Linked DNA regions of Homo sapiens: region 2 is linked to region 1. The links are chromatin loops, found by intact Hi-C in ENCODE. Cell type or tissue: Caco-2. All regions are shown on one strand. Each heading gives the region's core, and the rest is flanking DNA. Links, peaks and the distances in the headings are about the cores only.

The links. Hi-C counts contacts between places; a loop is a spot of excess contacts. Peaks named below come from ENCODE experiments on the same cell type or tissue, not always from the same donor. Only the 100,000 strongest peaks of a DNase experiment are listed, where the experiment ranks them.
Region 2: it touches region 1 in a loop (3.0-fold over the local background); 3 of 110 quality-filtered maps call a loop at or near these places.

Annotation. Positions count from the first base shown.
Region 1 is chr10:80,767,524-80,779,829 of GRCh38, forward strand. It overlaps the pseudogene FARSBP1. Among named protein-coding and RNA genes, the nearest start is that of LINC02655, 120 kb to the left of the region's middle. In Caco-2, for the core only: no CTCF peak of the experiment used is centred there; DNase peaks (open chromatin) are centred at 3,658 and 4,658.
Region 2 is chr10:80,693,649-80,705,954 of GRCh38, forward strand. No RefSeq gene overlaps it. Among named protein-coding and RNA genes, the nearest start is that of LINC02655, 50 kb to the left of the region's middle. RefSeq lists enhancers at 5,767-6,292, 6,099-6,358. In Caco-2, for the core only: a CTCF peak has its summit at 6,090 (motif pointing right); a DNase peak (open chromatin) is centred at 6,083.

The sequences.
Region 1 (12,306 bases), core at 1,335-9,334:
CTTTCTAACGATTGTATAAATCATTAACTGGGATGTAGAATAATAATAATAAATAATGACATACAAATGATCAAAATATTTGGAATTTTAGCCCTACTAATATCTAGTAATTTTCAGTAATACTATGTGTATTTTCAGCCAATAACTTATTTATAATTCAGTTTTCTTATCTGTAAGATGGGGATGATGATAGAACTACTTCATAAGATTTTTGTGAGAAATTAGTGAGTTAATACACATCAAGAACTTTGAACAGTGCCTGGCACAGAGTAAATGACATACAAAGGTCAACTATTATTGCAATTACCATTATTACTGAAAAGTACTGAAAGTTGCATATCAAGCTGTTTACAATAGTTAGAATGATTTAGAGTTACGATTTCAAGGTGTTTCTTTTTGTGCTTATGTTTTTTAAGGTTTTCAAACAATATTAATAAAAGATTTTCAAGTAAAACATGCATAATAAACCAAAATTTAAGAGAAATATTGATAGATAGCATAAAATTGTGTATATATGTATATATATATATATATATATATATGCATGTAAGTTGGCAAAATGAGACAAAATCCTAGTTACACGTGAACACCAATGGCTGACTCAGCAATCTTTATCATGCTTCCCTAGCCCCACCTATTTTTTTGGATGAATGTTTGTGCATAGTTATAGACAGTGTGCATATTCATGCTGCCTTTTCATAGAATGCAATACATATTTTAATGTGAGAAAGCATACACATGCTATTTTACATTATAAAATAGTAATTTATAAAGTGGATGTAACCTACATAGCACAAATCACATGGATATGCTCCTATTACTGTAATCTTTGAATACTTCCAACTTGAGCTACTATAATTATCTTATCCTTTTAGCTCTTTTTGTATTTTATATTACTACAAAAATGGGAAGTAGCCTAACTGTAACACTTAAAAACATAGCTGTGAAATTTATTGCCAATTTTGTTTTCCCGGAAGTCTCTACCAGTGTATACTGCCTGTAGAAAAAGTAGAAGACTACTGGTTTTCACATCTGCTAATGGTTTTGTCACATCTGCTAAGAGAATTGAACATCTTTTCTTAATCTTTTGCTAATTATTAGAAGAAAACCAGGAGCTTGCTATTTACATTTCTTTGTTTCTCGTAAGGCTGAACTTTTTCCCAACATGTTAGTTACAGGTTGTATTTTCTCTTTTGTAAATCTCCTGCTGATACCCATTTACCTTAATGTTTTTCATATCTATTGGCGCACACTCTTTGTTTAATAAGGTTATTTACCCTTGTCACATATCCTGCAAACATTATTTCAGTTTGCTGTTTGTGTTTATATTTTAGTTACTTTTTATGTTCAGAGGTTTTAATTTTTTTGTAGTCAAATCCTTCAATATTGTCCTTTGTAACACAGAAAACACAAGAACTGTATTACTGCTAGGTTGAGAAAATAATCTTTCTTTCAGGGCTTAAAAAAATTTGTCATTCTGTTTTCTTGTTTTTCATTGATTTTTTTGAGAAAATATTGAACTCTTTAATCTATTTGAAATTTACCTTGATGAACTGAGAGAGGTGATGGGCAGTCCCACTCCACTCTGACCTACCCAGACCTTCCTTAGAGTGCTATTTTTATTCCATTCTAGATTTACTAGCCCACATTTGGAGGAAAATGCCTAGGATGACAAAAAGGAATGCAGCCCATGTGTTATGAGAAATGGCCTGAAGACCATAAGTTGAATGGCAGCTGTTTAAAACCCTTATGATATTTGTCAGCATGTGCAGTAGTTAAGAAGCTCTGGGGGGCACAGGGACCTGGATTCAGGTCCCAGCCTCACCACTTACGGGTATGTGTTTTCTGTTTTGTAACTCTGCTGCTCCTTAAAAACATTCAGAGAAATGGGTAACAGCAGCAGATTTACAAACGAAAAAATACATAGGATAAGATGCAGATCCATGTTAAGCTTCAATTTCTTCATCTGTTAAATGAGAATAATAATACCCACCTCATGGTTATTATATGAAGATTAAATGGGAAAATACAGGTAAGCATTTAGGAAGACACATGGTTCAGAGAAGGCACTCAATAAATACTGGTTGTCAGTGTCATTAATTTTGGTGTTTATTTTGTTTTGTGCTAGCCCAAAGAGTAAAGGATGCAGAATGACAAATTCTAGCCTCTGTGAGGCAGGATTTGCTGATTTGCTGCGTTGTTTAAGGAGATAATGGCTCTTTTTCATGGGACAGTTTCAGGCAATGGCTGGGACAGGGCTGAGGCTTTCTGCGAATGGCTGGGCCACATGTTTTTCACAACCCCCCATGCTGTCACACTCTGAGCCCTGTGGAAGTTTGTGAAAGACTTGCTTCTTCCTGTCCCTGCCTTCCCTTGGCAGATTAGCTCAGAGATATAAATGAAATTGAGGCTTAGAACAGCCAGTGCAGAGTATTAAATGCTAATTAGCTTGTCAACACCACAGATGATTTTGAAGAGAGGGAGATATGATGCAACATACACTTTGGGAGGAAATGCATAGGAGATTGCCTGGGAGGGTGGAGATTTGAGGCAGAGAGAGATTTAAAGGAGGTTTGTCCACTGGGAGAGATGGGAAGCCCTCAATATTGGGGGTGGGTATTGGTTGGTGGGGGTGCAAAGAGAGGAAGGGCAGAGTTGGTGACTTGGGTCAGATTCAAGACACAATGAAGAGGAGAGCTGACAGGATTTGACCACTTTTACCTCTGTGTTGTCAAAGAGAAACAAAGCTGGACATTAGTTAAAAGTGATAAAAACTACTTTATTCAGTAAAACTGACAATAGCGGGAAGAGCTGAGCTCTGTTCAAATTTGTACAGAGGCGACTGGGCTATTTAAAGGGAGAATGAGGGAACAGGGAGTGGGAGCAAGCAAGGGCTCAGTAGTGTCAGGGAAGTGAAAAAAAAGGGCTAAGAGGGTTAGTCAGTGTAAATATGATGAGGCCAGCTGTGTTTGCTTGCTGGAAATTACTGAAGTTAGGATTCTATCCTCCTCCAGAGACTGGGGGACAGAAGCTCCATTTTTCTTGATAATTACATTTCAAAGAAATAGTTTTCAGGTCCTTGAGAAGGACACACTTAAGTTACAGGAGATACAGATGCTCTTCAACTTACTTTGGTGTTTTGTCTCAATAAACCCATTGTAAATTGAAAATATTATAAGTCAAAAATACACTTAATACACCTTACAAAACATCATAGCTTAGCCCAATCAACCTTAAGTGTGCTCAGAAGACTTACATTAGCCTACCATTGGGTGAAATCATCTAACACAAGGCCTATTTTATAATAAAGTGTTGAATATCTCACGTAATTTATTGAATGCTGTACTGAAAGTGAAGAACAGAATGGTTGCACCATTCTGAAGTACAGTTTCTCTGAATGTGTATCACCTTCACACCATTGCCAAGCCAAAAAATCACAGATTGAACCATCGTAGGTCGCGGACCATCTGTATCTCAAAGGGACAGAGGGAGGATTTACAATTGTAAGCTATTTTTTTTTAGTAAATGCTCCAGTAAAGTGGGAGTATCAGTGGCCTATCATCAGGTGTTGGCTAGATCAAAAGGTAAATTCTTTTGACAGCCTTGAGCAAGTCTTCAGATAGGAACTCAAAGCAGTGCTGGGTCGACCTAGGGATTGGCTTAGGCAAGCAGAAGCCAAGCCAGCATTGTTGGCCAAGTCTCAGTGCAGGGGTGGGAGCCCTCAGCTCTCTGTGCAGGGCATAGGACATTACAGAGAGGTAAAGAATTGGAGTGCTGGATGCTATTCCTTGTTCTGCAATTCATGAATAGGAAAAACATTGCTTCTCTTTTATTGTGGTGATCAAAAGGGATAATATATGTAAAATTACTTGGACAATAGAAATATTTTTAATACTGAGAACCATAGTTGGAGAACTTGGCTCCCTCTCCTGTCATGAATTAATGTAGCAGCATAAATGGCCAGATCCTTCTAGGGAGGAACCCTGAAGGCGAGACTGCCAGACCTCCTTTTTCATTCCCTTTGTAAAGTGCTTGCTTACAACTGATGCTTCATGCTTGTTTCCTTGTTTTTTTTGTTTTTTTCTTTTCTCTTTGGACTTGCTTTTTCTGCTTAAGGCACTGCAACCCAAAATCCATTGCCAGCAGGGAAAATGCTTTAAAAGGAATGCTAAGTATGTTCAAAGTGTGACAAAGATTATTTTTTGATTTTAAAGGCTTTTTGGGTATTATTATATTAAAAAAGAAAGATGGAATTTGATAATTCTTACTACTTTTCTGCCCTGTATCCATGAGATATGTTACTTGGAAAATATTCAGTCCTCTGAAAAAGGCTGTGACATCATTTCTTACTTTATAGGACTGATGGAAATATTCAAATGACGTACTAGTTTATCAACTTGAAACCTTAATTAACGTAAAACACTTTTTGAATTTGGTTGAAAACACTAGGTAAAGTTTCCTTTTTACCTTATGTGTACTTAATCTCTCCCCAGCGCGGTAGTTGCTAAAGCGTCTTGCAGGGAGTGCTAAGGAATAATGTCTTGTTATTATAATGCTTTCATCTTTTCAAAGTGCCTTTCGTTATCTCATTTGATCCTCACAACCAACTGTGGAACTTGTTAGGGCGAGGGCTAGCATGCCAGATGCACGGATGAGGAAACTGAAGCCCAGGAATGCGTGACTGAGTGGTGGAGATAAAGACAGGGGCTGGATCTCCTGTCTGTTAATTGGAGGTGCCACAAAGTACCGCAGACCTGGTCCCACAGCTAGCAGTTTTTGAATAGACCATGGCAGGGATGGAGCATTGTACATCTAGTAGGAATTCATAATTAAGCTCTACATGTCCAGTCAAATGCTTGGGGAAGCCTTATTTTGGGGTTAAATTGAGATTACTGTTCAATGTGTTGTTGAATATCCCATATAGAAAAATTTTGGAAGGTTTAAAACTAAGAACAGTTTCTTTTGATATCAGGATGTTTCATTTTTTCAAAAAAATAGTCTATTAAAATATTTAAATACCATATGATTTACACACTAAAAGTGTACAATTTATTTTTTTTTACTATATTCACATATATGTACAACTATCACCACAGTGCCCTTTTTTTAAAAATATATATATATATTTTTAGAGACAAGGTTCTGCTTTGTCACCCAGGCTGGAGTGCAGTGATACGATCATGGCTCACCGCAGCCTCAACCTCCCAGGCTCAAGCAATCCTCCCACCTCAGCCCATCACCCCAACCCCAACCAAGTAGCTGGGACCACAGGCACGCACCACTATGACTGAGTAATGTTTAAATTTTTCATAGAGATGGGGTCTTGCCATGTTGCCAGGCTTGTCTCAAACTCCTGTCATCAAGCAATCCTCCTTCCTTGGCCTCCCAAGGCACTGGGATTACAGGCATGAACCACTGTGCCCAGCCTCACAGAACACTTTAGAATACTTTCATCATGTCAAAAAGAAACTCTCTACCCTTTAGTTATCACCCTTGTATTCCCCATCTACCCCAACACTAAGCTAGAACTAATCTACTTTATGTGTTTGTAGATTTCCCTGTACTAGATTTTCATAGGAATGAAATTGTATAATATGTGGACTTTAGTGAGGGGATTCTTTCACTTAGCATAATGTTTACAAGGTTCATCTAAGATGTAACATGTGTCAGTGTTTCCTTCCTTTTTATGGCTGAATAATATTCTAGTGTATGGTATATCTTTATTAGTTGGTGGACATTTGGGTTGGTTCTACCTTTTGGCTATTGTGAATAATACTGCTTTTCATATTTCTGTACACAGTTTTGTGTGCACATATGTTCTCATTTCTCTTGGCTAAATACTTTGGAGTGAAATTACTGGGTCATATAACAACTTTATGTTTGAGGAGCTGCTAGATTGTTTTCCAAAGTGTCTTCACCATTTTACATCCCCACTAGCAGTGTGTAAGTGTTCCCATTTCTCAACATTCTTGCAAGCACTTGTTATCATATAACATTTTGATTGAGCCATCCTAGGAGTTATGAAGTCGTATCTCATGGTGGTTTTAACTTTTACTTCCTTGAGGACTGATGTGAGCATCTTTTCATGTGCTTATTGGTTATTTGTATATCTTCTCTGAAAAAAAAAGTCTAGTCAGATCCTTTGCCCATTATTTAGCTAGACTGTTTGCTTTTGAGATGTGAGAGTTTAAAGAATGTATTCCAGAGATAAGTCTCTTAGACATGTGATTTGCAAATATTTTCTCCCATTCTGTGGGTTTTCGTGTGGTGTCCTTTGAAGCACATGGTTTAAAATTTTGTGGAAAGCTACTTTACTTCCTTTTGTTGCTCATGCTTTGGATGCCATATGTAAAAATCCATTGCCAAGCCCAAGGTCATGAAGACATACAATTTACTCCTGTGTTTTCCCCTAAGAGTTTTATAGTTTGAACTCTTACATTTAAATGTTTGATCCATTTTGAGTTAATACTGTATATGGTGTGAAGGAAGAGCCCAGGTTAATTTTTGTGTATGTGAATATCCATTTGTCCCAGCACTATGTGTTGAAAAGTCTATTCTTTCCTCTTTGAATGGTTTTAGCACTCTTGTTGAAATCAGTTGACTATAGATGTATGGTTTTATTTCTGGACTGACAGTTCTATTCCTTTGATTCATGTCTATCTTTATGCCAGTACCACAATATCTTGATTACCATTCTTTTGTAGAAAGTTTTGCCTGTAATCCCAGCACTTTGGGAGGCTGAGGTGGGTGGATGACAAGGTCAAGAGATCGAGACCATCCTGGCCAAGATGGTAAACCCCGTCTCTACTAAAAACACAAAAATTGGCCAGGCGCAGTGGCTCACGCCTGTAATCCCAGCACTTTGGGAGGCTGAGGTGGGCGGATCACCTGAGGTTGGGAGTTTGAGACCAGCCTGACCAACATGGAGAAACCCCATCTCTACTAAAAATACAAAATTAGTCAGGTGTGATGGTGCATGCCTGTAATCCCAGCTACTCGGGAGGCTGAGGCAGGAGAATCACTTGAACCGGGGAGGCGGAGATTGCAGTGAGCCAAGATCACACCATTGCACTCCAGCCTGTGCAACAAGAGCAAAACTCCATCTAAAAAACAAAACAAAACAAAACCCACAAAAATTAACTGGGCATGGTGGTGCATACCTGCAGTCGCAGCTACTCGGGAGGCTGAGGCAGGAGAATCGCTTGAACCTGGGAGGCAGAGGTTGCAGTGAGCCGAGATCGCGCCACTGTACTCCAGCCTGGCGACAGAGCAAGATTCTGACTCAAAAAAAAAAAAAAAAAGAAAAAGAAAAAAGTTTGAAATCAGAAAGTATGAATCCTTTTTTTTTTTTATTTTCAGGACTATTTAACTATTCTTGGTTCCTTAAGTTCTATATGAATTTGATAATCAGCTAACTAATCTCCACAAAGAATTCAGTTGGGATTCTGGTAGTGATTACACTGAATCTCTGTATCAATTTAGGGAGTATTGGCATCATGTTGTCTTCTGATGCATGAAGATGTGATGTTTTTCCACTTATTTAATGTCAGTAATGTTTTGTAGTCTTCAGAGTTTTGAACTTCTTTTGTTAAATTTATTTCGAAGTATTTTATTCTTATTGATGTTATTTTGAATGGAATTGTTTTCTTAATTTCATTTTTAGGTTGCTCATTTGCAAATGTACAAAATACAATTGTATAATTGATTTCTGTATATTGATCTTATATCTTGCAACCTTGCTAAACTTGTTTATTATAGTATTTTTTTAATGGATTCCTTAGCATTTTCTATTTATAACATCAGATAATGTCATCTGAGAGCAGAGATAGTTTTACTTCTTCCTTTCATACCTGGATGTCTTTTCTTTTTCTTTCCTAATTGGCCTGACTAGAACCTCTAGTACAATGTTGAACAGAAGTAGTAAGAGCAGACATCCTTGTCTTGTTCCTGCTCTTAGAGGGGAAAACATCCAGTTTTTCATCAGTGAACATGATGTTAACTACTGGTTTTTCAGAAGCCCTTCATTATGTTGAGACAATTCCCTTCTATTCCTAGTTTATTAGTTTTTATTATGAATGGGCATCAGATATTGTCAAATCTTTTTTTTCATTTATTGGAATGATTAGATAATTTTATTTTTTATTGTATTGATATAATGTATTAAATTAATTTTCAGATGTTGAATCAACCTTGCATTCCTGGGATAAATTCCACATGGTAATGGAATATAATCCTTTTAATATGCTTCTGGATCTGATTTATTAGTATTTTGTTGGGACATTTTACATCTATATTTATAAGAGATATTAGTCTATAGTTTTCTTGTCATTTTTTTCCACCTGGTTTTGGTATCAGGTTAATACTGGCCTCATAAAATAATCTGGGAAGTGCTCTCTGCTGCTTTTTGGAAGAGTTTGTGAAAAATTAGTATAAATTCTTCTGTAAATATTTGGCAGAATTCGCCAGTGAAGCCGTATGGGTTTGGGCTTTTCTTTGTGGATAGGTTTTTTGTTGTTGTTTTGTTTTTGACTTTACTAAACATGAAAGCACACATGAATGTTTTCTGTGGAGTAGGACTAAAGGACATCAGGGGAGGAGAAAGGGATACTTGGGAAGAGAATCACACAACAAGGACCTATCTTCACAAAAAGGGCTCAATATTGATTTCCAGGGAGGAACAGGGAATGGTCAGCTCAAATTTGGTGATAACATCAGGATGAAGGACTCCAAGCTTCCTGACATTTTGACTCCTGGCAAAGATCTCTGTGCATTGCCCAGGGAAGAAAGCGGTTCCTTTTGATGATTTGATCACATATCCCCCTTTATTTTCAACAGGAGGTACATTGCACAGCTGTGTAATTCCGTCCAGATGCATATGGATGACCTTAAACCCAGGATTCTTGTCGTAATAAACAGCAAAGAGATGCCCATAGTTTTTTGTACCTACATCTCTGCTAGAATCTTTTATTACAATGTTAGAGATTTCAAATAGTTTTAGAGGAAGGAGCATCTTCTGATTTGTTTCTATGGTCTTCAGAGCACCAAGAAGGGTAATGAATGCTGCGCGTAATTGAGCTGTTTTAGTTTTACTTATGTGGACTGCTTTTGTTGCAGAGATAATCCAAAACAAGTTTATCAGAAATATCCTCTTGGAGCAGAGAGCAAAGATGAGTGCTTCAGTGAATCCATGTCTACCATGGATTCAGCTACCATGTCATGTCTGATAAATTTTTTGAGCTTATTAAGAGGAAATTGATTAGCTGTGGTGTTTATGGGAGAGTCATCTGAATATTGTTATATCCATAAGCAATAGCTGCATCTTCTACAATATCACATGCATGGATAATGTCAGCTGTGGTCAGAGGGATTTTATTCTCAGTGTGATTCCCATTGCCGATGACTTTGGACTTCAAATACATCCTGGTCAGAAGCTAGGCAAGATTTTCTGGAGTTTCTCTGATTTCTTTTTTTTTTTTTTTTTGTTAACGAAATCAGCTTTCACTATATCTTTTTGAACAATTTTTAATTAAAAATATTTTTATAAAGATGGGATCTCACTATGTTGCCCAGGCTGGTCTTGAACCCCTGGACTCAAGCGATCTTCCCACCTCAGCTTCCCAAAGTGCTGGGATTACAGGTGTGAGCTACCATGCCCAGCCTCACTATCTCCTTTTGGTAAGCTAGTTTTGGAAAAGTATATGCTTTTCCATTAGGAAAATTACCTCAGTTGCTTCGATTGTAAATTGGTTCTCAATATAGTCACTGAAAATGGTGTCAAGATAATATCAAGAACTCTTTTTGCCTTAGTAAAGTCACTTCCTGTGCATTTGATAAATACCTTTCTAGTATTTAATTTTGGAGTCATCCTCATTGGTGATGGAAGGCATTGAAAGGACGACACCCTTGCTATCATAGATAACTGGGTACAGGGGTTTATTTCCAATGACATGTTAATAGTGTTTAAGGTGGTTGTCAGTCTTGTACATGTTCATCGGCTCACAGACTGTATACTCCTTGGCCTTATTTAGGGCTTGCACTTGATATCTAAAGGACACTTTGCACAGTACAAGTAAATGGGTGACAAAGTGTCCAATGGGTTCCAGTAGCAACCAATGCTCTTTTCCAGCAAATATCCTGATGCAATTTCTCCTGATGTTCAATGAAGCTGTCATATTGATCTTTAGTAAGCTTTAGATTTTGGAGAACTGCTGCTACTGTAAAGGGCATACCTTAACTATCTTTTCTGTGATAATCAATTTCTGGATTTTTCCATTAGGCATTACCTGTTTATATGCCAGAGCCTTTATCCTTTCTTTGAAGACCTGAAGTCCTCAAATCAATCCTTCCAGATACATGAAGTCATATCTATTGACAGAGATGTCAATTTTGCAAAGAACATTAGAAGTCCCTTCTGCCTTTACATTATCTTGTTCATTACTTATTTCCTTCTCAAAAGTAATGTCATCAACTTCCAGACCAAATTGAAAACATAGTTCATCAAATTCTTCATCAGTGTAGGCCTGGCCCAGGGTTTGGAAGAACAGAAGGTGCTTCTTTGTGGGTAGTTTTTTGATTACTGATTCAATCTCTTTACTTATTACAAGTCTATTTATATAATCTCTTTCTTCTTGAGTCAGTTTCAGTAGTTTGCATCTTTTAAAATATCTGTCCATCTCATCTAATTTATCTGATTTGTTGGCATACATTGTTCATAGTATTCCTTTATAGTCTTTTTTATTTCTGTTAGGTCATTTAATGTCCCTCTTTTGTTTTTGTTGTTATTAATTTGAGTCTTTTCTTTTTCCCTTGGCCAATCTAGCTTAAGTTTGCTATTTTTGTTGATCTTTTCAAGGAATTGGCTTTTGTTTTCATTGATTTTCTCTGTTGTTTTCCAATTCTCTGTTTCATTAACTTCTGCTCTAATCTTTGTTTCCTTCAATCTGCCTGCTTAAACTTACTTTGCTCTTCTTTTTCCAGTATCTTACATTGGAAAGTTAGGTTATCGATTTGGGATCTTCTTCTTCTTTTTTTTTTTTTTTTCTTAATTTAGGCACAGACTTGCCTTTGTTACAGAATTTCCTTAGGTTTTCTTGAATAGATGTGTTTTCATTTGCTGCTTGCTATCAGGCCCACTTCCAGGGGCTTCAAATTCTGTGTGTGTATACAATTTCAATAGTTTCACTAAGGAACAGGTCAGCTGAGCTCCTCATGTGGTCATGCCAGAAGTTGATCTCATGCTCCCTTTTTGTTAGAGGACTTTAGGGGAGATAGAGTGTTGACTTTGTGGACACTACCAGAGGTAGGACAGAGTCAAAGGAGAGTGTACTTGAAGGAAGGTAGGCAGTAGATGTGAAGACCCGGGGCACTGGACATGAAGGAGGGGTAAACATTTTCAGTGCAAATCTGAAGGTGGAATTTGGAATAATGGATGTAGGTTTAAGCTAAACATCAGGATGAACTTTTCAAAAACTGGAATTCTGTCAGTGCATAAAACTGTCCCATGTTTGGGCACCTGTATGCTCTCGGAGATCATCCACATTGTCAAGGACACTGTGGAAAAGATTTTCTCACTGGTGGTATGATGGATGATGTGACCTCATTTTCTTGCAAGCAAAAGTTTCAGAGATCATTGCATGACAGGGTCTCATAGATGGCTTTGGGGACAAGGGTTTGCATTTAGCAAGGATCACAGCACACCATGTTTTATGAGAAAGAGCACATCTCTTTCTAATAAGTATAAAACACATCCCCAGATATATACATCTGTGTGTACAATTTATTTTTTGCTATTTTATTTTCAAGTAAAGAAGCCAAGGTATCTTCCAAAAACAATTAGAGTTGATACAGTAAGATTTTTTTCCCTTGATACGTATTTTTAAAATATATTTTTCTTTTGAGAGAAGTACTATAGGAGCTTTTTGAAATTTGAGTGTTCCTAGGTGTGTTAGTATACTAGTGCTGCCATAACAAAATACTACAGGCTGGGTGGCTTAGAGAACAGAAATTTATTTCTCACAGTTCTGGAGTCTAAATGTCAAAAATCAAGATATCCATAGCTGTGGTTTCTTTTGAGGCCTCTCTCCTTGGCTTGCAGCTGGTCGTCTTCTCACTGTGTTCTCACAGGGTTGCCCCTTGGTCTGTATGTTGTCTGTGACTTAACCTCCTCCTTTTATGACACCAGTCACACTGGATTGGGGCCCACCCATCTGACCTCATTTTATCTTAATCACTTCTTTAAAGGTCTTTGTCTCAAAATATAGTTACATTTTGAGGTACTAAGGATGTGGACTTCAACAGATGAATTTT
Region 2 (12,306 bases), core at 2,977-10,976, 72 kb before region 1:
GGATACTGTTCTCCACCCACCATCCTTCCCAGCCTCCACCCCAACCCTCTGCCCAGGGCCAGTGATCTGTGGGATTCGTGGCACGTGCTGTCACCCTGGTGGAGGCGCAGATGGAGGGCTAGTCAAGCAGCACCATTTATTTTTTGGAAGCAGCAGAACTGAAAACCTTGTGTCATTTTAACAAGAAGAAATGAAACAGCAGGCAATTAGGCAGGAGTCTATCAATTAGTGAGCCAGAAAAATGCTTTGCAATATTTTGATGATTCAACACTGTCAAACAAAAACAAAATGAAAATAATAACCCCAAACAGACACCAGAAAACCCACAGAAATTGTTAAATGATCAGTTGGTTTAAATGCATTTAAAATAAATGGAAAAAAGAGACAGAACCATTTGGTAGGGAAGACAGAATTAACAAAATGTGATGAACACCCCATTTCTAAAAGGAATACATCTGCCTGGGTTCCTCTCTCATACTCTCCTCTCAACCCTCCTTGACCAACAAATTACTGTGACCATCTATACTCCCCAGCTTGGAAAATGTATTGAGCCTTTCCTGGAGTTAGGCACAGAGAAAACAGGCAAGGCACATTCCTTCCCTCTTGGGCTCTGACACCGAGTGTCTCTCCCCAGCAGGTCATGAGGGCCAGCACCCTGGAAGTGTGTGAAAGAAGTCTTTTTCAAGTTAGTAGGTAAGGGAGTAGAGTGTGTCTTGCCATGATCTGGCCTTGGAGTTGAATCTCAGCTTTGACATTCACAAGAAATGGAAACCAGGGGAAGATAGACAAGATTTTTAGAGGTTCTGTTTCCTCATTTGCAATCAGGGCAATGATTCCTACTTCATGAGGCCATTGCCAGGATTAAAGAAGATAATATATAAAAAGTTGGCAATGCAGAGAAGGTGCTAGACACTGCTATTTCTCTTTCCTCCTTAGAGCTTCAGACTTAAGATGACTGGCATCTCCAGGAGCATTTCCCATCTGACTTGCAATACAAGTGCACAATAGAGAGGGCCATTTGGCCACATGGTGACTTATGGCCTTGCTGGATACCTGGCCCTGGAAGATTTCCTGACAGTAGCTCAAGTTGCTTTCTTTGGCAACACTTTCCTTATTTCCCCACAACAGATTTACTTTGAGAAGAAGCCTTTATAAGGAACTCAAGGCCTCTGTTACTATGATCTTTTTGTTCTCTCTGAGTGGAATGTGCATGTTGGTTTCTGCTTGCTTTGTATCTCTTCCTTGCCTTAAGTTCTTCAATTCTGGTGTACAACAAAGATATTCAATGCACAGTTTATTAGAGTATGTATGTATTCATTCAATTCATTCATTCTTCATTTTTCTATATCTATGTCTTGCTCACCAGACAGAGGCTAACATGGCACGTTTGCAGGGATGGGATATGGAGGATGGGGTCGGGGAGGCCTCGGGTGCTGGGGGTGCCCTCTGCTGGGATGATTGTCTACACCTGCAGTAAAGAGCAACCCATGCCAAGTGTGGCTCCCTGACTCCAGTAGGAACAAGATGCCCTTTCAGAGGTGCCTTCCTGTGGCCAGGCCCTCAGCCTCGGAGCAGGTGGGTTGAGGCTGGCCTTGGAGACAGGACAGTTTTCTTCAGCTGAGTTGAGGAAGGGCCCAGGCTGCACTGAGTAAACCACATGCGTGTCTGAGTGTGAAGGCCATTCTGAGATGTGTGCTGAGGCTGGTCTGGCCCAGCTGTGTGACAGCCCAGTTACTATGATCATGAAAAATGTGTTTATTCTCACATGCAGTACCCACTGTGCATACATCCACATAACCACCTGCCCAGAGCCCTGCAACTGCAGAGCTGGTGAGCCACCAGTGGTCACTTCGACAGCACCATCATAATAAAAATGGGGAAGCTGAGACCCAGAGCGTGGAGTTCACAAGTCCAAGATCACTCTGAGAGCTGAACACAGGGCCTCACAGGCCCCTGCTGCCCCCTCTCCCATCATACTCAGTCCTGCTCCCTGGACACAACCTCTCTCAATTCTCTAGCTATTTCTTCTACTGTTCATTTTTTGTTTCCCTGAATTACAAGTTTTGACGGCTGCTTCTTAACTTATCAGTTTTTGGCAATTATCTACTGACTTCTCATCAGGTTGACGTGGACTCAGCTCGCCTATTTCCTGCCCCCATCTCATTTCAGTCTCCTCATCCACCCAGGTCCTCTCAACTTAATTAAAAACATTGTTCACTGCGGGTCAAGTTGGTGCTATAATTGCATTTTCCTTCTTGTACATCTTTTCATTTTCCTAGAATTAAAAATTGCACATTGCTTTTTCATTTGCATAGTTTATGATGTGCCTGCTATTGTGTTTCCCTGCCATCAGATCTGTCGTAACCTTGGCAGATGGGTTTTCCCAAACGGGGAGCTGCATTTTCAGCCATGTCTTAGACCAGTTCTATTCCCAGGGTGTTCCGTCCTCACCAGTCTGGTTGGAGGCACAAATGGGGTTACACTGCCAGGAGCCGTCTGCATGGCTTACACAGGCCTGGACCTCCCTCCTTAGTCCAGGCACTCCTGGGAGTTCCAGGGTGTCTCTCCCACGTGCTCACAAGCGACTCTGCTTCTGGCCATTTTCTGCTGTGTGGCTGCCTCTGCCAGAGCCTCCTGCTTCTCTGCTTCTTCCAGCTCTCACCATAATAGCCTCTCCTACCAGGGGCCGTAGGTTTCTGCCAGGTACCCTGCTTAGTGCTCTGAGGGCCTCCTGATGCTGGCCGGCACTGCAGTGCACTGTAGCACGATGGCATGGGTGCTGCCTCTGCTGCTGGCTCCCAGGGCTATATGATACTGACACTGGGACTGGGCCCACCATTGCCCTGGATTGTAGGGACATTCCATGTCGGTTGGTCCGGGACAAGGCTTTCTCTTTGTGTTCCCATCCCCATCAATGTTGTCCAAGTCCCCACCATTTGTTCACAGGGGTTTACACTGATTTGAGGCTGTTGGCTGCAGGATGGAGTTGATGAGGGCGTTGCCCTCCAGCACAGCTTGTGCTTGGTCCCTTTCACTGGGGGCCCCGATCCTTTTGCATCCTGGTCTTTCTTCCTCTCCCCACTGCAAAGACTTTTCTCCTTCCTCACTTTCCTTTTCTGTCCCTGTCACCAAATAAAAGCACTTGCCCTGGTAAAAACACATTGCAGGTCATGTTTTACCTAGGTCAGTATCTGTGTCTTGGAGTCTTGTTTCAGCTTGGGGTGGCCCAGGGCACCTGTGAGAAGGGAGAGGAAGTACACAGAAAACAAATCCATTCATACTTGGAGTCTAACCTGCCTCCTCAGGACAAACTAGGTGCTGCCCACGCCTGGGTCTTTGCGTTTTTAAGGGAAAGGCTGCTGCTACCTGATTTAATTTTTGTTCCCTTTAGGAATTGGCTGGCCTGAGGACAGATTCCTCAGTGTCTTTGTGATCACCCCTCTTGGGTCCCTGGGCACCGTCTCTGTTCCTGGGTCAAGCTTGTTCTGCCTGGTTCCCTCTCTGCCCAGGAGGAGCCCCTGTTCCTCTGTTCACTGTCTTCAAAATAGGTCTGGATGCAGCTTAGGCTCAAGCTGAGTGATAGGGTTTGGCTGTGTCCCCACCCAAAATCTCATCACAGGTCAAGGGCGGGACCAGGTGGAGGTAATTGAATCATAGGTGTGGTCTCCTCCATGCTCTTCTCATCTCACGAGAGTCTGATGGCTTTATAAGCATCTGGCATTTCCCCTGCTTGCCCTCGTTCTGACCTGCTGCCCCGTGAAGAAGGTGCCTGCCTCTTCTTTGCCTTCCGCCATGATTGTAAGTTTTCTGAGGCCTCTCCAGCAATGCGGAACTGTCAGTCAGTTAAACCTCTTTTCTTTATAAATTACCCAGTCTCGGGTATTTCTTCATAGCAGTGTGAGAACGGACTAATACACTCAGACCTGGCACTCTTGATTTAAATGAGATATGATTTTGAATGATTTTGGTATGTTTTAATGAAATTATACTATTTTCAATACAAAATGTATTAAAACTGAAAATATGATTGATTTTATAAATCTTTGGTAAACTATATAAATAAGTTCACATTTCAGAACTGACTCCCCTCCCTCCCTCCCTTCTTTACTTCCTTCCCTCCCTCTTTCCTTCCTTCCCTCCTTCCTTCCTCTTTTTATCCTTTTTAAAAAAATTAATAGCATTTTGGTTCAGAGAAATGGCCACTTTACCTGTAGAGGGACACCTGCAGCACCCATCCCAGTTGTGGCTTGATTGATCAGCCCTCCCTCTCCAGCTAGGAATCCACTGCAGCTGCGGAGTCTCTGCTCTTTGCCTCCAGAGAAGCTGCATCAAGCAGATGGATGGGCACTTTCCAGCTTTAGAGGAAATTCACTTCAGCAACCCCAGAGCAGTTTGAGAAACAAATGTGTCTGTTGTAAACATCTCACACAGTCATAAACTGCAGCCTCTCTTTAGAGCCCCACAGAGACATGACCCTGCCCTTCCCTGACCCCTGCACTGTGGTTTATGAGTAGTTTTCTCTGCAAGGGGGAATTGGTGACTCTCTATCAAGGATGAAGAGAAGCAGAAATCCAAGCAGGGACCTTGCAGGGGCCTCAGGCAGGTCCTGCCAGACTGTGCAATGTAGACGATTCAATTCCACTTGGTCCAATGACCAGCACTGTGCCTGGAACTGTGGTGAGAAGCCAGATGTGTGGGTTCATGCCAGGCTCTGCCCTCTGTGAGTGTGAGTCCACATCCAGGCCCATGATTTTATTATAAAATCATGCTTCCTGTCTGACCTCCATGTAGGCTAAAGTCCTGTTTCATTGAGCAGCAACTGACTTTATTATACTAAGATGATAGATTAGTTTGCCAGGGCTGCCATAACAAAACACCACAGACTAGGTGGTTTAAATAACAAATTTATTTTCTCATGGGTCTGGAGACTGGAAGTCTGTGATCAAGATGTCAGCAGGGTTGGTTTCTCCTGGGGCCTCTGTTGGCCTGCAGAAGCCCTTCTCCCTGTGTCCTCACATGGTTCTCTCTGTGCACACACACCCCTGGTGTCTCTGTGTGCTCACATTTCCTCCTCTTTTAAGACACTAGTCATATTGGATTAAGGCACATCCTAATGGCCTCATTTTAACTTAATCACCTCTTTAAATGCCTCATCTCCACATATCCACATATTAAAACATATGAAACATGAATTCAGCCCATAACAGATAAGAAAGAATAGGCTTAGAGGGAACAAGGAGCAAAAAAGAGGAAAAAATAACATTTATTAAGTGAAATAGAATAGACCTGGGCATTTCAGGTATAATAACTGTGAATAAATATGTGTTAAATATGTGAATATTATTGATTTTACTCCTGAGAGTTAAAATATGTGAATATTATTGATTTTACTCCTCTGAGAGTTACTGTTATGTAGGAATTTGTTATTTTGCTGGGGCTTTGATTTGAGTCTCACACTCTTCGAATCCCATGGGTAGGAGGGTTCGGGAACTGTCCAGAACCCTCATCTCAAAAGGGCTCAGTGCTTATATACACCCTGTCCAGAGGAAATGGTATGTTCTAGCAACATCTGAGCGCTTGAGAACATCTACAGACACCCGGGGCCACCATGCTGTGAGCCCAGCACCTGGCTCTATCTAGGCAGGTGTGCAATAACCTAGGTCGGCACTTTCTCTTGTTCATAACAGCCCTGCACCATCCTGATAGATGGGGAAACTGAGGCTCAAAGAGTTTAAAGAATTAGCATCCCTAAGCAAGGAGTGACATGAGAGTGACCTGGGAGAAGTCAGAGCCCTGAGAATCAGAACAAAGACAAGTAATGCAGATAAATAAATGAACAATCCTGCTACTGATTGATCCTGTGAAATGTCCAGATGCGGAGACCAGTGCCCACGGCACAAGCTTTCTTTGGAAGGCGAAGATCTCCCCTTCCTGCTGGCCAGGGTTAGGGTTGGAGGAACTTGAGGGGGACCAGGGGAGGTGGCCTCAGGGAAGCCCAGGGTTGCTGGTGCCATCGCCAAAGAGGAGACTTTCGGTCTGTCCAGCAGGTGGCGCCGCGCAGCTGAGTATCCGAGGAGAGCAGGCTGAGGCTGGAGAAACCGTCTGCCCTAGGCTTCTTCCCAAATTGCATGTCCCCAGCAGGGGACTCTGCACTGCTAGGGCTCCTGTCCAGCACGGCATCTTCTCTCCGGGGGACTGGGAAACAGGGTGTTTGTCCTCACCTAGAAAACGGCCTCTACGCACACATCTGCTGGAGAGAATAAAGCTGCCGCGTGGCCCTGGGCTTGCTGGCAGGCAGGGGTGGCTGGTGGGCAAGGCTGGGGCCAGCCAGAATGCTCTGCTCCCAAGCAGCCTGGAACTCTCCCTGGAACAGGGCGAAAGCCCCCTAGTAGCCAAAAAAGGAAGATTCTCCCTGGAAACCTGGGCCTGTTCCCCAGCAGCTGGTCAGTTTCATTTGCTCCAAAGCTGCCCCTGAGATGTGGAAGTCTTGGGATAAACCAATTAATTGTAAACATTTTCTTAAATATTCCTGTTTGGACTTGAATTGGTATGTCTAAGGTCTTTCCTGTCCTGATAGTCATCCCTTTGTACGGTAGCATGTCAGCCATAGTGTGGCAGTTGCAGGTACAGGGGCTGGATCTGAATCTAGACACTTCTATGACTTGCTGTGTGATACAGTGAGTTTCTTAACCTCTCTGTGTCTCAGAGCCCTCTTCAGTAAGATGGAGATGGTAACAATTCTTATCTCATGGGTTTACTGTAAGGATTAACTTAATAAATATAAAGCACTTAGGGACAGCGTCTGACAGGCAGTTATTAGAGCTAAGTGGTTGTTATTACCATCAGCTGAGCATACAGCAATTTTCTCAACTAAGTCACGTCACACTAATGCAGGGCATGCAGTAGATTTCCAATAATGCCGAATGGGATTTAAATGGGGGAAAGAGCTTCTAGCAGGGAGTGAGGAGTGGGGCAGCCTATATTGGTGGATGGAGGGCACCAATCAAGGGCCACAGGGATACCCATCCCCTTCCCAGAGAGAGAGAGCTGCTCTTTACGCCACCAGGCCTGAAACTCCAGGCAATTTGGAAGGGCCAATGTGTCGGGGAGAAGAAAGGGAGAGATGTGAGTGCTGTGGCTTCAGCTGGGGGTGCCAGTGGCAGACTGGGCTACGCGTCGGGATCCGTGCAAGGGAAATAGGAATAGAGTCTAGCTCCAAGGGAAGGACAGGCAGGAACCATGCCACCCAGGAGCACAGCCAACCACCAGCCTGGGGGGAAAACCAGGGACCAAAGGCCAGAGCTGGCCAGGAGTCAGGTCCCACACAGAGAGGGCAGGGAAAGAGGCTCAGCTGGACACTGGAGGCTCCAGTCCCCGTAGTCACCCCTGAACACCTGACAGACTTGGGAAGAGCCATGGGCCAGGGCGGGGCTGACAGACACACTGCAGCAACCTCTGTGGGCTGCAGCTGCCACATAGGTAGGTGCCTCCTGGAGGCCCCATCTAAAGCCAAGGGTCATCCCTTTAATGGCTGGATCCTGAGCAGGGAGTAGGGAGGGGCTTGGCAGCCAGGCCAGCAGGTAGGTGGATTGGGGCAGTGACTTTTTGTCAGCCAGCTTGGAAGTATTTCATCAATTTCACAACCAGCATATCTGTGTCCATGTGCCCGGCTGGGCCCCAGCCCTAGTCTTTTTTCCACCCTGTAGTCACCTGATTTGCATTGGTCTGAGGGAGCTGAGAGGTGGGCAGCTGGGGAGGCTGGCACTGAATGACATCCGCATATTACTGCATTCCCACTGTGGTGGGATGTGTCTCCAGAAACGGCAGAGCCCTGGCAGTGAAGAGTAGCCCTGCACTAGACTGCCTGAATTTGAGTCATGATTCCACCACTCCAAGCTGCGTGACCTTGGGCAAGTGACTTGCCTTCTCTGTGTCTCAAATTCCTGCTTCCTGTTTTCTAAACCGAAAACAAAATTAGTACCTTTCTCACAAGATGCTATGAGAATTAACTGAGCAATGTGTGCAATACATTTGGAACAGTTACTTATACCTATAGTATTTAGAACTATTCAAAAAGCAGTAACTTTTTTCATTAAGCACACGTTAATTTTGCATCATCTTCCAAAGTACATAGTTCCTGGCCTTAAGGACACATATGTATTTGGGAGGGAACTGTGAACTCTGCCTCTGTGGAGTACGAGCAGATGAACCCAGGGATCAGAGAGGGAAGGGGTTGACCCAGGCCACAAGGAGGATCAATGGCAGAACAAGGGAGGATCCAGGCCTCCTGAGGCATGTCAGAGTCTTCATGGGTGTAATGTTTGATATGGGCAACCTGCTTTCTTTTCTTCCCTTCCTCCATCTAAGCTGATGCTTGGACTCTGATCTCCAGGGATGAGGAAGAGCTGACAGTGGAAATAGCAAGTCTTTATGGATTTACTTTCCAAGGTCTTAGCCTCAAAGGAGAGAAGGAATTTGAGGCAGACAAGATGAGCAACTGGGACAAACCTGCAGGAAGGATTTCCCCTGAGACTAGAGGGATCTGAGGCGAAAGTGGGAGGACTGTGTAGAACTTGGTTGTGGGCCAGCACCGGCTGCCGCTTGGTCCCCATGCCTGTGTTTTGTCATGAACTGCATTTCTGCAGGCCCAGCATTCTCTGTGGCTATTTTTTGCTGCAGAGATTCAGGCCACGGAGGAGGCTTTTTGTCTGTACACCCTCAGCAATGAATGGCCACAGCAGCTGCCTGTTACAAATGCCTTCCTCTTTCTGAGCTGCTGGCGTGTGAAGGGTTTTATAGGCGGCCTTGCTTCAGATGGAAATAGAACAGCTCTGAACTTGCTACCTATTACCTAGAAGTCATTTTCTGTAGTTATTCCCTTTGTGGCACCATCAAGCATGCACACCAGTAGCTGTCGAGGGTTTGGATATTTAACCAGCTCGTGTTCACACGCATGTGGGTTTCGCCTGTGCCTCTGTGAGACCTCTGGCTAGTACCCATGTGTGTTGGATCTCATGTGGCCTGTTCTCATTATTGGTATTGTCATTACACTTGAGACTGTGTGAGGGGCCGGGGTCCCAGTGCAGTCACCTCAGGACCCAGAGCTGACCTGAACAGAACTTCAGTTTTTCCTCCCCCAAGGGGACCCAGAGCTGACCTGAACAGAACTTCAGTCTTTCCTCCCGCAAGCTCATACATTACTATTTGTCACCCACAACTCAGCATGCATATTTTAACCAGTCCATTTTGGAATCCTTAAGAGGGAAAGAACATGACAGCACTGGACTGAACAGGAAGACAGGTCCCTGGTGAGATGGAGTGAGGGTGATGGGTGAGGGTACATCAGGTCCCTGAGGAGCCTGGAGGGGAAGGGGGCAGGGCCACCAAAATCAGATTTCTTGGATTACACTGCAGAGGTGACTGAGGAGTCTCCCAACACTTTACAGGGAAGTAGGAAAAATCCAGGCTGTAAAACTTTCTTTCAAAACATTTTGGAGGTTACTTTCCTTCTCTGTTTGTTTTCAAGTGCGTAACAGTGATCAGTTCCTTGCTTAACCTTCCTTTATCTGTCATCTTAGGACCAAGGTTGGCTGGGGGGCTGGTGTGTCAGTTAACAGGCAACATGCACAGAGCTGCCTGCCTGGCGCTGGGCCCCGGGTAGCTCCATTCTCAAAGACGTTGGACAGAAGCCCTGCGCAGAAGATGGTGCTGATGCCATTGGAATGGTCCTGCTCCCGGGTCACAGAAATGAGGTGGAGGAGGTATGGGGAGGAAAGATAGTGTCAAGCCCCTGTTGGTTGCTGTAGCAACATTCTGTAATGACTGGAGATCAGTTGCAACAGTCTAAATTTTATTTGCTTTTATTTTCTCTTTGGGAGTAGCATCATGGCTAAAAATAAGAACAGCAGAAACCCACCGCTGGGCTGGTTGGTGCAGCTCCGGTGCCTTCCCGAGTCTGGCAGGTCCACAGCAGAGGACAGAGAAACGGGGGTCTTTCAAGCCAGTGTGGTGAGAGACAGGATGGGAAAGAGCCATGTGGAGTTGGTGGGGGCACCCCTGCCAAGCTAGTTAGCCTGTTTTGTAGCCTTGTAATTTGACAGCCTGGTTTCTCCAAGGAGCGAAAAATCAATAGCGCTATCCACACACACTCAGCTTCTGACCACTTTAACTTCCATAAAGAGGCATCGAGGAAATATTGAGTTAGAGGTGAGGCACAGAAATTCTGCTGTGGTGGAGTTCTTGTGGGCCGGAAGGTAGCTCCTTCAGGGTAGCCTTTTAGCATTTGTTAGCTGCTGTTTCTTTCATTTCTTTTAATTTTTGAATATGCAAATTCCCCAGCATATACAGATGTAAGGAGAATAGTATTCTGTACACTGGAGCCAGCTCATTTAGGATGCTTGGAAAAAAAAGTGGAAGACCAAAATCTCTGCATCTAGGCAGAGAAAAAATGCTCCACCTTTGATGGAGTTATTTCTGACACACTGTGAGATCTCCTGGTTCATCCCAGTGCTACTGCACTAAAATCCTGAGTTAACCTTTAAAAAGAAGAAAGTCCTGCTGCTTGCGACAACATGGATGAACCTGGAGGGCATTATGTTAAGTGAAATAAGCCAGACACAGAAAGACAAATACTGCATAATCTCACTTATAGGTAGAATCTGAAATAGTCGAACTCATAGAGTCAGGGAGTAGAATGGTGGTTGGGAGGTGGGGAAAATGGAGAGATGTTGGTCAAAGAGTATGAACTTTCAGTTTTGCAAGATGAATAAATTCTGGAGATTTCGTGTACTGCACGGAGACTGTAGTTCACAATACTGTATTGTATACCTGAAATTTACCAAGAGTATAGACCTTAAGTGTTCTCGTCACACACACACACACACACACACACACACACACACACACGGTAACTATGTGAGGTGATGGACAAGTTAATTAGTTTGATTGTGGTAATCATTTCACAATGGAGATGTGTATCAAAATATCAAGTTGTATATCTAGACACAATTTTTATTTGCCAATTATACCTCAATAAAAACTCTAAAAAACATGAAAAGCGGTCATCTATTTTACCACAATTAAAAGAAAAATCACCTTTTGAGAAAAGGCTACCTTGGGCAGAGGAGATAGCAGGGCATGAGGAGGCCATGGATGGAGGCTTGGACCCTGGTGGCAGCTGGAGTGGAGAGAGGTGGAGGAAGTTTTGAAATATTCTGAAGTCATTGCTGGCAGGATTTACTGGGAGATTAGATACAGTTTGTGATGAGATTTATATATAATATTAGAAGAATGATGTCATGTAACTAGCATGACCATTAAGATATAAATAATAACTATAAAGTATGAACCTATAATTTATTCAAATATTGAATCCCTCTCATTTTACCACACTGCATTTTTTTTTTTAGACTGAATCTTGCTCTTTCGCCCAGGCTGGAGTGAAATGGCGCAATCTCAGCTCACTGCAACCTCCACCTTCTGGGTTCAAGTGATTCTTCTGCCTCAGCCTCCCAAGTAGCTGGGATTACAGGCATCTGCCACCACGCCCAGCTAATTTTTGTATTTTTAGTAGAGACGGGGTTTTGTCATGTTGGCCAGGCTGGTCTCTAACTCCTGAGCTCAGGTGATCAGCCTGCCTCAGCCTCCCAAAGTGCTGGGATTACAGGCGTGAGCCACCGTGCCTGGCCTCATACTCTGCATTTTCCAAAATGTTTTCTTTTATCAGCTCACTGAGTCCTCAAGCCCCCGACCCCCACCCAGAAAAAGGTTACATAGTCGTTTGAACTTTCAACATGAGACAACTGAAGCTCAGAAAGATGACAGTTTCCCCAAGGCGACTTAACCTCTTTCCAGTTCATTTTTGGGGATCTTGTTGCGTGGCAGAGGTAACGGTCAGATGTGAAGCCTGAGGCCACATTTGCCTGTCATTGTCTTCTCGCAGTCTCCCCACTAGAGCACCAGGGCTTCTGAACACAGCCTCTGTCTCACTGTCTTCGGGCACGGTGCTCACAACACTGTTGTAAGAGAAGTTTCCCTGCTCTCTTAACTCTCCCTGGTGCAATACTGGAGGGATCAGAAATGGTAACCATTATTTAAAAAAAAAAAAAAAAAAAAAAAAAAAAGAAGATGGTGGTGAGGATGAGGAGGAAAGGGAACACTTATACGTGGTTGGTGGGAATGTAAATTAGTACAATCTCTATGGAAAACAGTGTGGATATTTCTCAAAGAACTGAAAATAGAACTACCATTTGACCCTTAAATCTCACTGCTGGGTATTTACCCAAAGGAAAAGAAATAATTATATCA